2 separate regions of the Mus musculus genome follow, and region 2 is linked to region 1. Evidence: chromatin loops called from intact Hi-C (ENCODE). Cell type or tissue: left cerebral cortex. All regions are shown on one strand.

Evidence for each region. A loop is a pair of places that touch in the nucleus more often than their neighbours do. Peaks named below come from ENCODE experiments on the same cell type or tissue, not always from the same donor. Only the 100,000 strongest peaks of a DNase experiment are listed, where the experiment ranks them.
Region 2: it touches region 1 in a loop (5-fold over the local background); 14 of 42 quality-filtered maps call a loop at or near these places.

The regions. Positions count from the first base shown.
Region 1 is chr10:107,916,129-107,918,628 of GRCm38, forward strand. No RefSeq gene overlaps it. Among named protein-coding and RNA genes, the nearest start is that of Otogl, 5.0 kb to the left of the region's middle. In left cerebral cortex, no CTCF peak of the experiment used is centred here; no DNase peak of the experiment used is centred here.
Region 2 is chr10:107,812,689-107,815,188 of GRCm38, forward strand. Otogl (otogelin-like) reads right to left here. Exons shown (of 58, transcript NM_001177567.2): 30 at 1,225-1,381; 31 at 214-240. Among named protein-coding and RNA genes, the nearest start is that of Ptprq, 94 kb to the left of the region's middle. In left cerebral cortex, no CTCF peak of the experiment used is centred here; a DNase peak (open chromatin) is centred at 1,564; H3K4me3 peaks cover 464 bases.

The DNA of each region.
Region 1 (2,500 bases):
AATTACAGCTTTCCTTCTCAGCTTAGTTATGAGTGAAAATTATTCAAAACAAATAACTGAAAAGTTGCTTTTTTTTTAAAGAAAGCACATCAAAACAACTCCTCTTTGGAGCATATTACACAAATTATAAAACCAAACTATTCAGATTCCCCAGTGCCATGATTAGACGGTTTCCTATCATACTAAGATTCCAATTCAAATACCAGCAACCTAGCTTATGATGGTTGCCATTGTAACAACTGGATGGTGTCAAATGTCAGTTTGATCACAAAGTTGCTCTGAATTGGAAAGGTGGCTAGTGAATTGTCTTTGAAGATATGGCATTATCGAGATTTTTCAGCAGACCACAGATCAGCATGAAAATGACAGAGGAGACCAAGTTCTTCATTGTGACCTAAGAATCAAATAACAGTTGGTCAAACCCCCAAGAATCTACCCCTTATCTTAATGTGACCTCTTCCCTACTCTGGGCCTGAATTAGACTCTTACTAAGTTACATACAAAATTGTTATCATTATCTCCCAAAAGCTGCAGTGAGAATGCCCTAGTTCCCTTAGAAGCTTTTCTTCGGTCTTCTCTTCTAACAAGATAAGTTTATCAACTTTACTTAGAACACAGTGGCAGCTCTTTAACTGTGTTCAGGAATTCCCTAGGGAGCATATCAGATGCACAGATTCCCAGTTCATGTTTTCTGATTGAGTCTAAGGACATTAGACATCTATATTTTGATAATGAATAAATCTGACTTTACAAAAAGAGAATGCAAGACAAGTAGGGGAAAAGGTACATAGGAAAATTATAAATATAGTGATTTGAATTCCTCTGGAAAGCAAAGAAGTAGAATGTGAAGAAAACGAAGTAGGGAGAGTTAAAGCTGGGCATCCTTGCCCACTGCAGAGAAGCTGATTATCTGGGAAGATGGCATGGGCATGTTATTTTGCTTTCCTACTCTTTCTAGGTTCCTTATACAAAGCAGTTCCTCCCAGTCATTCACAGCCTTTGGTCCATTGGCAATATACCTACAAAACTCCCAACTGGATAGGTGTGGTATGCTGTTCTCTCTGGGAAAAGATGTCTGTGTCCTAATTCAAAGAACCTGGGAGATGAATCACACATGAAAGGTGCAGCTGTGCTTCCTAGAGTGGAAGATTATTCCACAGAATGCCAAGAGCCCAGTGTAGAGAGGATAAGTACTGAGAAAGAGTCAGAGTGAAATGCTTATGGAAGAAGAAGACAGCTTCCAGAAACTATAAGGGGCAAAGGAATGGATTTTCTTCTGGAGCTTCAGCCCTACTGGTGTATTGTTGTTAGCCAAGTGCAACAACAACCTCAGATTCCAGATCCATCACTTATATTTGTATTGTGTTAAGTCACTAAGTCAGTGATAACTGGTACAGTAACAAAAGAGCACTCACATTCTTTGTCCACCAGTACAGGCACTTAGTTCTCAATCAAATGAACACATGTCTCCTAGAGAGACAAAAGTTATTTGTTTTCCTAAGGTTATGGGTCCTGCCTTTGTAGTCCCAAACAGAATTAAAGATGGTAGCTATTATCATCCACATTTATGTTATTAAATGAGAAAACATAATCAGGAGTTTTGCAAAGAGAAATAGAATGAGGCAGTTGCTCTGAAAGGAGCAAAGAAACAACTGATTTCATGACATCTATCCAATAACTTACATTTAACTTGGACTAACTTGATTAGTATTTTTGTTGCTGGTGACAACATAGCTGTTGTATAGCACAATTCTTAGAAGAGATGAATGAATGTCTATTCATCCTAGATAGGAAATCAATAACAAGTAAGTACTCAACCAAAGTCTAACTTGGTAAACCAATGATCTTACTAAAGTTACTTATAAGAGTATGGGTAATAGGTTACTTACACAAAGAGAAATGACTAGAAGACATCACCAAAAGCCCACCTCAGCATCAGTGGAAACTCATGAAAGATGGATCTCTGAAACTCATTGCATAGCTTGCAGACAGCCCAAGAAGTCAGAGAGTTTGGGTTAGAGGCAATTCAGTTGGTCTGAATCTATCCCAAACAACTGAATTGGTTTGTTTTCCAGGCAACTTGGCTGGTTCAAACATCTTCTAAGAATCTGAGCTTGTCTGAAAAATGTTGTTTGGTAGTCCTATTTATATAAGCCTTCTGGAAGGGGAGGGAGCTAGTGAATCTGGTTGGTTTCAGGGACTTCCTGGGCCTTTGGAGTTGTTTACTTCCTGAGTTTTAGGAATGCTTTATCTCCCTAAAGGAAGGTATCCTGAGTCTTAACCAGCTTCTTTCAAGATGAATGTTTTATCTTTGGGGGGAAATTGCTACACAATAATAGCTTACAGAAAGAAGCTTATTTATGATGATTGGTTTTTATGTGTCAGTTTTGTGGGATAACAAGGTGTGTAGGTATTAGAACAAAGTGTTCTGAGTTTCTGGGTGACATTAGCATTAAATTAGTGGATTAAGCAAAGCACACTGTCCTGCCCAATACTGGTA
Region 2 (2,500 bases), 100 kb before region 1:
AAATAACCTGAATTACACACTTATTTTTAGAAAATAAATTTTAACACCAGTCCTCAGAAAATTAGATCAATTGTAGAAGAAAAAGCTTTTCTAAATTTGTCATTCAATTCCTGGACTATTTGTGTTTTATTCATGGTATAAATTGTTCAAAGAGTTTTATCTGAAAAATATATGATATAATATTGCAGCAATATTCATTAAAGCATCACATACCTTGATTATAATATTCACAGTCAAGGGCTAAAAAAAAGGAAAGTAGATATTAAATTGCATATAAATTAAATATTATTTATATTAGTATTGCAACACAGGGACATTCATTTGTTAACTACATAAAATAATGGAGGATGATATCATTATTTAGAAACTTCCTACAAGCAAAGGCCATTGTGTGTGTGTGTGAGAGAGAAAGAGAGAGAGAGAGAGAGAGAGAGAGAGAGAGAGAGAGAGAGAGAGAGAATGTACACATACATGTATATATATGAGTGTGTGTGAGAGAGAGAGAGAGAGAGAGAGCACATATATGTATATGAGTGTGTGCATGTGTGTGTGTGTGTGTGTCTATGGTGTGTCTATGCGTGTGTTATAGCTGATGTTTTTTAAAAAGTCCCACTTATACCCTAGACCAGCTTTAAACTCACTGTTACCTCAGCTGATCTGGTACCAAGATACAAGTGTATCCAACGAGGTCTTGCTCAAAGGGTACTTTTTTTTTGAGATGATGTGTTTCAATGAAATAAGTCTCATGACATTATTTTAAAGGAAGACAGATGCTTGGCAAATTAGAAGCCAAGCACAGAAACTGTCCCAATTGTCATCGGTTCTTCAGATGACTAACCACCCACATAAGTAAATGAAATGATTAAGGAGTCAAATCGGAAAGGAAATCAAGATGAGCTTTGAAAAGAACCCCCTTATTATCTATCAGAAGGATAAAACCTCACAGGCATAAGAAGATTGGAATCATAAACAACTTCTGTGAGGATGGCACATAATTTATATTTGAGAAGTTGCAGGAACAGCAGCCAAACACAACAGAAAACTTAAAACGTTCTTTTCACTTTGACATATGATAGTTTGTGATTGTCAAAAGACTGAAATCTAGAAAACTAAAACTAATTATAGTTCCCCCGAGTTTCATGTCATTACTCCCCTGTAAAATAGCAATTAATTTGGATCTTTTTAAAAGCTGTCCCCTTAATGATGTCCTATGCAAGTACCCACCACAGACAGTGGGTGACCTCCAGTGAACAGGCACCCCTTCCTGGCAGCATTTGTAAGCGTATGCGGCCACACTGGTACATAGGCATTCACAGTCCCCACCCAGGTTACAGTTACACGTGTCTTCATGGCAGTTCTTGGCAAAAGAGGTGACGTCAATCTGCAAGTAAAAAGAAAGACATTATGATTCCAATAAGCACCGAGTGTGACTAAATTCAGACTTCTCTGAGAGAAGAGTAGCTGCACACATTTGTCACAAAGGCTGTCACCAGCATAACACCACCACCTACATAGTCCTTATTGTCTCGACCTACCTTGTTGCGAAAGAAAATGGAAAATGCCACCTCCAAGAACTAACAGAACAACAATAGCAGATTGCTTTTGGCATCTGCACTAGGGCAGATTTTGGAAACGCGCTGCTGCCTTGAATTATTGTTGGCATAATCCCCGTGCAGTAGAGGAGCTCGCTGTGTTCCTAAATGCTCGGTGCTTTGCTTTTCTTTCTTAGCCTCCCAAATGGCAATACGCTGTTGGTGTGTGAGTGGCTACGGGCGGCTTCCTTTAAATGTCTGATCTCCACCTAATCACTTGCTTTGCATTGCCCTTGTTAAATTACTGATGAAATTAGATAGAGGGTCTACAATGTGTCACAAAAGAAGAAGTTTTGTGTCAGTTAAAGGTGTTTTAGGTTGTGTGCCATTGCATGGGTTAATTTCTCAAGCAGCAGCAGGGAGAGGACCCTTAAAACTCTGTAGTTCTGGTCCAGAATGAACACCATCTTCTCTATCAAGGAACTGCTTCCCTAAGAAGCATTAAAATCTCAAAAGAGGGCCCCTTCAATAACCTGGATTCTAGCCTATCCGTGCGCTCTTAATGTAGCAAGCAGTCTTGGACTCCCTTAAAATTTCTAAAAGTTCTTGGTATTATGACAGAGCTATCACGTCAACGCTTACAGGTATTTAAAATAAAATTTATAAACCTGTTACTTGTTAACATAAATTACATATTGATTGAGCAAAGTTAAATTAGCAGGGAGAATGCAGTGCTTCACCGTTTGGCAGATGTCTTTAACATCTTCCTGCCGTCCATCCAACTGCTTTGCCATCTACGGTTGTACTATGTTCACTGTGGCTTGGTTTTGTTTAAAATGAAGAATGCTCTCCATGTACATAGAATTAGAAAGTCAACAGTGCTTAATATCTTTGAGGGGGGTAACAGTGATGATATTTTTTATGCTATATCCAAAAACTGTAGCTTCCTTCTTTTATTATTTTTAAAA